3 separate regions of the Homo sapiens genome follow, and all the other regions are linked to region 1. A link is a contact called in ENCODE Hi-C or POLR2A ChIA-PET data. All regions are on one chromosome and are shown on one strand. The core of a region is the stretch at or near the end of the contact, and the rest is flanking DNA. Distances in the headings are between cores, read along the strand shown. Region 1 has its middle 58 kb from the start of LINC02404. Region 2 has its middle 36 kb from the start of LINC02397. Region 3 has its middle 13 kb from the start of CLLU1-AS1.

The links. A loop is a pair of places that touch in the nucleus more often than their neighbours do. ChIA-PET counts read pairs that join two places held with the same protein, here RNA polymerase II (POLR2A). Pooled maps may share reads with other maps.
Region 2: a map with no recorded cell type shows a loop between it and region 1 (2.4-fold over the local background). The contact joins two enhancer-like sites. A Hi-C loop is called at or near these places in 4 of 37 single-sample maps with no recorded cell type and 9 of 50 pooled maps.
Region 3: a map of B cell shows a loop between it and region 1 (2.8-fold over the local background). The contact joins two enhancer-like sites. A Hi-C loop is called at or near these places in 1 of 168 maps with a recorded cell type or tissue (B cell) and 2 of 50 pooled maps. POLR2A ChIA-PET finds 5 or more read pairs at or near these places in 1 of 52 experiments (activated B cell).

What each region holds. Positions count from the first base shown.
Region 1 is chr12:91,816,177-91,819,150 of GRCh38, reverse strand. No RefSeq gene overlaps it. Among named protein-coding and RNA genes, the nearest start is that of LINC02404, 58 kb to the left of the region's middle. Within about 2 kb of position 1,435, at least 3 of the 41 ENCODE cell types and tissues checked have a DNase peak (open chromatin) inside an H3K27ac peak, as active enhancers do.
Region 2 is chr12:92,501,059-92,504,032 of GRCh38, reverse strand. No RefSeq gene overlaps it. Among named protein-coding and RNA genes, the nearest start is that of LINC02397, 36 kb to the right of the region's middle. RefSeq lists an enhancer at 956-1,205. Within about 2 kb of position 1,397, at least 6 of the 41 ENCODE cell types and tissues checked have a DNase peak (open chromatin) inside an H3K27ac peak, as active enhancers do.
Region 3 is chr12:92,444,455-92,447,428 of GRCh38, reverse strand. No RefSeq gene overlaps it. Among named protein-coding and RNA genes, the nearest start is that of CLLU1-AS1, 13 kb to the right of the region's middle. RefSeq lists enhancers at 167-416, 1,147-1,216, 1,347-1,416, 1,737-1,846. Within about 2 kb of position 1,533, at least 13 of the 41 ENCODE cell types and tissues checked have a DNase peak (open chromatin) inside an H3K27ac peak, as active enhancers do.

The DNA.
Region 1 (2,974 bases), core at 186-2,685:
CCATAGCTTTTCTGACCTCCTTCTCACATTGAGACATGTTGAAAAAACAAAACACATTGCATTCATTTTTATTCAACAGCACAGGCTTGCCCTACCCCTACCTCTAAATTGCAATTCTTTGATTTTTCACTATAGAGCTAACATGCCCCAGCCTGTTGATTCCATAAACTTTCCTTAGCTTTAGGTTATACACAGGGTTACATCTCAAGTGGAGTCTTGTCTGCCTGTTTACTAGACCACTTTAGAGATTGTTCAAACCCAAATAGCCAGGAGAGAGATGGGAACTTAATTTGTTTCAAGCTTCAATGGCTGGAGGCTAGACAGACTCTCAGTTTCCCATGGGTGGACTACTAAATGTTTTCAACCTTGGTGAGCAGCAAAGACGTTGTACATACACCATACAGCAATTTCCCAACAAGTACAGATCACACTGAAATGACAGGGTTGCCTGTTCAATACTGACTGAGACCCACCTACCTAGGGAGTTGAGCAATTCTTTGCTTGTTCAGTACTTCAGTCCTCAAGTCAGTTAAACAGAGCTCCTCACACACACGACAGAAAGTACAGCAAACATGCCATGTACCAAACATGATTGGGCTATTGCCTGTTCTCCTCTCCCTTCACCTTCACCAATCCTTACTGGAATAGCTTTTAAAGTCCTTTCTGTTGACCTGGAAGCCATTATTGTAACAAGAGGTTAAAATCAGGGTAAATTGAATTGCTATGCATGACTGAACCCAGTCATCTGGAAGAATGACTCAGGCAAGAATTAAGTTTGAAATTTGAATGTGTTAAGTGGCATAATATGGAAAAATTACTGTTTTGTTAACTATGTCTAAGAAAAGATGGTAAACTGAGTATATCTCAAACAATTTGATTTAATTTAGTTCAGTGTTTATGAACACTAATTATATGGCCTTGAATTGGGCTACAATGAAGGAAAGACATTGAAGGAAAAGAGAATAGATTTCCCCCCTTAAGAAGTCCAGAGTTTGGGAGCTGACTGATTCACATATGCCAGTGAAATACCTGTGATTAACACAGACCAGCATGTAATAAACATTTACAAATCTTATTAGGTGGTGCAAAAGTAATTGCAGTTTTGCCATTGAGAGTAATGGTACTATGACTGCTATGTGTCAAGTATTATAAGAATGCATGAATACTTTTATTGTGCCTAGGGGAGATGTATTAGAGAAGGCAATACATTAGCAGATTCTTGAATGGTAATCCTGCCAGTAGGGAGCAAGGGAGGACATTTAGACAGAGACTGCATATATAAAGCATCCATGGCATAACAAACAGCCATTTCAGTGGTGAAAAGTCCAAGTCTTTCTTGGCAGGCCAGGGCATATTTGGCAAGAGAACTGTCCACAGTAGTCCAGTCCAGACCTCATTGTCCTAGTCCTGGTGTAGACTGGACCAAGATAGCTTAAGGCAGTGTTGCCAGAGGGAGGATTTAAAATACAGTTCGAAAAATGCAGCCAAAGTAAGCAAAAGGTGGTGCCAGTGGTCAAGTTCGAAGAGTCAGCTGAAGCTGTAGGTGGAGTAATGAGTAATACAGTAAAAAGTAAATAGGGATAGGAAGCAGTTCCAAATGCAGGTTTAGAAATAGGGCAGGAGGTCCATTTCATTTGGATCATGCTTACTGACACCACTGAAAATGGATGAAAGAGAAAAAGCAAAAGGATCAGTTAGAAAACAATTGCAAAAGTCAAGCAGGAGATGAAAAGGACTTGAAACAAAGCAGTATTAGTGGAGTCAAGTGTGAGAAAAGTTTTGGAGACAGCATGCATCACACTTGATAAATAATGAATATGAGGTTGAAGAGACAGACCTAGAAAATGCTCCAATCGTGCTCAGGGACAATGTCTTGCAGAATGTGAAGTGCACATTGAACCTGTGGCTAATAAGTATTTACTCAAGGGCTAGAACACATGAGTTTTGGAACCAATGAATGAAAATTATCATTAGCCTCTCAGTATAATTCTTACTGACCAACCCACTTGTAGATTTACATTTTCCATTACCTTGAACTTAGGTTCTGCCAAAGTACAGGTCTTAATTCTCAATGGGGGAATGTTTTCATCAGTGGACAGTTATAGTTTTGATAAACTTGGAGCTATGACTTACTACCATATTACTTTGCAGTCCTATGCTAATGGCCCTAAAGGCAAAGATTTAGGGTAAAATGACCCTGATAATAAATAAAGATGGAATGTAATTAGTTCCAAAAGAGAACAATGAAAAAGAATACCATGAAAATCCAGAGGATAGAGAAATTTGGTAACATTCAGAAATGCAAAAATGGAAAGCCAAAAGATGGGCTTTCATTCACAAGCAATCATAAAAATTAATAAGGACAGGCCTGGTGTGGTGGCTCACACCTGTAATCCCAGCACTTTGGGAGGCTGAGGCAGGCAGATCACAAGGTCAGGAGATCAAGACAATCCTGGCTAACAGGGTGAAACCCCGTCTCTACTAAAAATACAAAAAATTAGCCATGTGTGGTGGTGGGCACCTGTAATCCCAGTTACTCAGGAGGCTGAGGCAGGAGAATGGCATGAACCTGGGAGGCGGAGCTTGCAGTGAGCAGAGATCGCGCCACTGCACTCCAGCCTGGGTGACAGAGTGAGACTCTGTATCAAAATAATAATAATAATAATAATAATAAGGACAAATAAATAATAATGTCAGAAATTTACATCTCTTTTTTTGTATGAAAATGTTTACAAATAACGTTTTGAAAGTGTCTGTTGGATAAATAAAGATGTGATCTGTGTACAATTTGGTTATATTTTATTGAACTTGGTGATATGGTTCAACTATGTTTTTTAAGAATAATGAAGGAAATTAGGAAATAACCCTTGATAGCAAACATTTTAACACATTTTTCTATTGACATTAAGATAATATTTTTTCTTGTATTATTGCACCATATTATTTAGGTTGTAATAGTATAAGAATTTAAAAT
Region 2 (2,974 bases), core at 148-2,647, 680 kb before region 1:
ATCCCCTACATCCCCCAGCCATCGCCCCACAAATGAAATGAAAGCTGGGAAAAGAAGTAAACTATCACAAATTCATTAAATCAGAAAAGATGTCTGTGGCCTCACTTTACAACCAAATATTACCTCTCCTTCTGAGTGGCCACTGTCTAAACAACCCTCGGCAATTTTATTTGCATTTCCTGGCCTTGACTCTTGCTTAATAGCTGGTGCTGTTTGTATTTAATCACTATTTTCTGAACTCTGTCTCTTGTCCATTTCACCTTTTCTCAAAACAAGCCCAGCCTGCACTTCTGGGAAATTATAGTGCCAAATCTTCAAGGCAGGTTAAGTAAAGAGCCGAGCTTGGAAAAGCACAAATCGTTTTGGAATATCTGGGTGTCAATGTCCAGGATTCTTGGGGACCAATGACGAGCAAGATTCAGGAACACAGCCAGTTTTTCTTAGCATTTTGTCCAGGCCCATGCTGGGAATTCGCAGCTGCTGTGTGTCGGCTCAGGGGAGATTTATTGGGAAAGAGTGAGTTTTAGTTAATTCCAGCAGCTCGTGAAAGCCACATATGACTGTCACCCAAGGGTCCAGATTACTCTCTCCAAGGGAGAGATAACTGTGAGGGAGAAGTGAGAAGAGGATGCTGAACGCAGGAAAAACGAATGACGGAAGAGAAAGAACATTCATGTGGGATTCAGGCTGCAAACAGGGAAAATCCCAGAGAATGAACCCCTTCTCTTTTTCTGAATGCTACACCCCACTCCCTGTGGCTCCCAGCCTCTCATAATTGCAGTTTGGATTGGAGTGCTTCTCTTGGCTACTGAGTGTGATCACACTTAATTTCAAGTAGCAAAGTCCATTTCAACCCATATTTTCATACTGACAAGGTGAATCTGAGTAATAGCTGTATCGAGGCTGGTTTTGGAATGACTTGCCCTGTCGATGTGAGTATTTCTCTTAAAAAAGAGAATGTGTGTAATAGTTCAGAAATAACCTTTTGCTGTCCCTAGAATCACCTCAGGAATCCCGTGAAGAGCAGCTCTTTGAATTTGCTGGTCAGAAAAGATTATTGCCTCCAAATGTTGTCTCCTAGGTCTCGTTCACTTTATCTCTGTTTGGGTATTTCACCCCAGCATGTCCTAAGCTCTGTCAAAATCTCCAGCTTCTTTTCACTTTCCTGACACCTGGTTTAGAACCTAACTTAATTTTTTTTTTTTTTTGTCTTCCTTAGCTTCTGACTAAGGCTTTTTTGTGTTTCACTGGTTTTTAGATGTTTGAAACTGATTTCAGAGGTTTGGTTGTTCTTGAGTAATTTCAGAGACATGGTTCCTCATTGTATCAAGGGATGATTTTGCTCAATGAAGCCTGACTCTCAGAGGCGGAGGATGGCATAGCAGTTCCAGGTTTTGAGTTAGGACAGAAATAGGACAATGTCCAGGGGCACAGGGGAGCCATCTGCCTCCTTAGGCTCTTTACTTCTGTCTCATTACCTAGTTTTGTGTCCTGTGCACATTCCTGAGAGAGATGGGATGGACCACTGTTGGCTTAGATTGCTCAGGATCCACTCTCTGTATCTGGAAACACCTTTGAGGGAAGCACATGGCTGAAGGGAGGTGGGGTATAGCTGAACCAAATGGGAATTTGGTTAGGGAGGTCAAGATGGGGAATGGATGTTGGAAACAAGTAGCATCTGTAACACTGCTCTTTTGTGTCCTTCTTTAGAAACTTACAAACTCTCAATATTTTATTTTTTTTAATTAATTAATTTTTTTACTTTATTTTTTGAGACAGGATCTTACTCTGTCACTCAGGCTGGAATGCGGTGGTGCATTCACAGCTTGTTGTAGCCTTGACCTTCTGGACTCAAACAATCCTCCTGCCTTAGTCTCCCAAGTAGCTGGGACTATAGGCACATGCCACCATACCTGGCTAATTTTTTTTCATTTTTTGCAGAGTCAGGGTTTCACTATGTTGCCCAGGCTGGCCTTGAACTCCTGGGCTCAAGTGATCCTCCTGCCTCAGTCTCCCAAAGTGGTGGGATTCCACCACTCAGGATTTTAATTGCCTATTGCCTCTATGCAGATGAACCTCAAATCATTATTTTTGGCTAAGGCCCCTTCTGCTCTCTAGCTACACATTCACTTTCAATGTTGTTACCTCTAATCCAACTTATATGATTGATATTCATCTTCTTTCATCTTACTCACTTCACTCAAACTCGGTCCTTCTGCTGACTTCCCTATTCTGTTTATTGTAGCACCTTTTTTTTTTTTTTTGAGATGGAGTCTTGCACTGTCACCAGGCTGCAGTGCAATGGTGTGATCTCGGCTCACTGCAACCTCTGCCTCCCAGGTTCCTGCGATTCTCCTGCCTCAGCCTCCTGAGTAGCTGGGTTACAGGCACGTGCCACCACGCCCAGCTAATTTTTGTATTTTTAATAGAGATGGGTTTCACCATGTTGGCCAGGATGGTCTCAAACTCCTGACCTCGTGATCCACCCACCTCAGCCTCCCAATGTGCTGGGATTACAGGTATGAGACACTGCGCCTGGCCATATTGTAGCACCATTCTTATAATTATTTAGACTTACTCTTCATAACCTCACCTTCCGTATGCCTATATTAATCTAGTCACCAAACCCTAATGACTCGTTCCTGGAGGAATTACTCTCATTCCTCTCTTTCTTTCCATTTTTGTTGTCACCACTCAGTTTAGACTCCTATCATCATATGCCTGAGCTAGCTTCTTGATAGGCCCTTCTTCCTTTGGTCTCTTCCCTGGTAATTCACATTGATGTAAACAGACACCTCATAAATCTTCCCAACAAGACTGCAATCATGTCAACTCTTTGCTCAAAAATCTTTATTCCTATTATCTCAAGATTTAGTACAAACTCCTTAGCTTCATATTCAAAGTAACCTTCCTCAATCTGATTCCAACCTACCTTTGGAGTCAACCTACCCTCAGTGATTTCTCTCTCTACTAC
Region 3 (2,974 bases), core at 284-2,783, 630 kb before region 1:
ATCCAGATGACACATGTCAAGCTCTGCAAGTGGTCCCATCAAAGTGTCTCTCATTTTGTTTGCATTAAGGAAGAAACAAACTTATCGGAAAGGTGAGGCATGAAGACGAAGATGCTTCCTAAATTGACAACGCCCTCTAGAAAGATCCCCACTGCCAAGTTCTTTAAAGTCTCTCTTGATAAGCTGGAGGCTGCCAATGTGATAACTTGGGTAGAACCTCTTAGTGTATCCTTTTATAGGCAAGCTACCATCTGGTTTTAGAAGGTGAGCTTCCTTGGCACCAAGTGTATTGGGCCTCTTCTGATATACCTAGACAAGAGGGAATGCCCCATTTAACATTCCATTGTACATGATTTCATATACTCAATCCACACTAACATCTTTTATGAGAAACATAGTAAATAGCAAGAGGAACCAAAGCTGAAATAAGAACTAGCCATGGATACAACCGCTGAGACTTAGTCGTGTTATTTATAATGCATAAGACCTGTGAAATAAGGAAGAAAAGACTGAAAGTATTAGTTGTATGCACCATTTGCTAGCTTCATGGTGAGTTTTATAGCCATTAGAATGTGGACAAAGATTGAACTGCTCTTGTAAAAGGCTCCCTTTGCTCTACTGTCTATTTTGCTTCATGGCCATCAGAAAAAAAGTTAATTTTCCCTGTAAATACTTATCTGTGCTCAGGGCTTGCACTTGTCCTTTGGCTTTCGTTGTGTTTGACCTCTACCACTATACCCTTGTTTTGCCAATGGATGTCTGTTGTTAGCTGATTGCTAATGAACCCAAAGATATTAATTACGGCCATCAGCAATGATGCTAGAGAGTTTTTAACTGGAACTCTCAAAAGAGTCTAAAAAAAGAAAAGAAAATGCCATTTATATTGAATGTCAATTCCCTGATCCATGTTCAGAGATCACATGTGTCTTGATAAGATTATGTATCTTATCAAGTTAAAACCCAACTTTCTGTAATGCTTAAACCTTCTCGCAATATCCTAACATAGTGGTTCTTATTCATGGTTGCATGCTGGAATCACTTGAGAAGCATTTATAAAATCCCAGTGCTCAGGCTGCAGTCCCAGGTAACACCCAGGTATTCCAAAGTGCAGCTAAAGTTGAGTCACTGCTAATCATTTTTGTCTGGAATCTAGCCTCTATTCATTCACAGAACATACAACTAAAGCCCTTAAGGAACCACACCCCATCTACATATAGAAGAGACATGGGGAGTACATTGCTTAGGCTATATGTTTGATCTTGCCTGCTCAGTGCCCCTTTAAAAGTTTAAAAATGATGATTAGATTTCATCATGTAAAAAAATCAGGGGTTCTAATGACAAAAATCTCAATGTTCAGTTTCTCTTGAAAATTCAGCTGTTCTGGCAAGAGTAACTTCCTTCTTCCACAACAAGCATCTGGTATCACTAGCAGCAGACCACTTCACAGGTGGCCTGGGCTTTCCAGTTTGCCCACAGGCCTTAACCTGCCTGAGTTCCCCGCCTGGTCCCTACAGGCAGAGTTCTGAGTATCTGCTACCGTCCCGGTTTGAAAAAGTCTCTCAAAGCTTCCTCCTCTTTGCCTCTTCCATTTTCAAATGCCGGAGACTCCAACTTGTGCCAAAGAGCCTTCTTTGATCTGAATGACTCAAGCAATCCCTTAACTCCTGGATTGTTTAAAATGTTATTAGGTTTCTCTCTTCCATTCTCTACCAGCCCATTTTCCCCCTAGAGAGTTTGTTTTGTTCTTTTGCTTTAAAAATGAAAACAAAGTGTGACTACACATGTATTCTCCAAAGACCAGCTCCTCAAGGCTGAGAGCCAGATGCCTGATATATTTTCCATCTAGAGCTGTACATGCAGAGAAAGTCGTCAAAGCAAGGCCATTCTGCTTTTGACCTTCCTAGGGCTGAATGCGCAGCTAGTCAACAGAGGAGCTGAAAATAGAACCCAGGACTTTCAAATCATTGTTCTGCTCACTGGGCTGTGCTTCCTCCCATAAGGACTTGGTCAAACAATGTCCTGTTTGGCAAAAGCAGAAATCATAATCTACGTATGAGAAACTGGATGGTGAAGAAACGCGAGCCCCACCCTCGGAAAAGATGGCACTGTAGTGTAAAGGGAGTGTGAATTTGTTTCTAGCACTGCAGCTTATAAGTTGGATGCACTAAAAAAAAATGTGTTTAGAATCATTGACTCTGTAATGTGTGGCATTTTGAACAAGGAGTTCTTACTGACTGCCGAGAATGAATTTGCTTGACAACCCACAGAAAGGAAATTTAGAACATTAGAAAGGTTATCATGAAAATGACAGAACCTGTAAATAAGACATTCAGGGATGTGGAATCTGGGGGCTGGTTTTTAGCATAGGGTAGCCAGTGTCACGGGAAGGAGCCAGAAGATGGGTAACTCCGTCATTCTTCACTCGGAGTATGTGTGTGACCCATAGAGAGGGCAGAAAGCAGGGCTAAACAACTTCCCCAAACTCTGAGGAAGAGTTCAGAACTCGTGCGTCTGTGCTGTCATTTTGCAAACGACGTACTTCTCTTTTAGGGATCATCTCCCGGGGCTGATTTATAGTGATCTCCTTGAGAGCAGAAACCCTATGGGCCTCATTGCTGTTGCCCCAATGCTTAGCATGTGGCCAATCCCGGGAGACAGCAGAGCAGAGCCTATAGCCAGGCTTTCTGAGTTTGAGTCCCACCTCTACTGTTTCCCAGATGCTAGGCTTTGAACAAGTGACTTTACGTCTCTATGCCTCAATTTCCTCATTTGTAAAGCAGAGATGGTAATAATAGTTCTTACCTCAAAGAGTCATTATAAAAATGAAATGAGTTACTACTTGTGATGTGCTTCGAATAGTACGTGGTACGTAATAAGCATTCCTCAAGTTTAGTTATTATAGGCAATCAATGCATAATTTGTGAACAGATAAATGTTCTAGCAAACAATAATGGCTAGTTATAATAGGCCAGGT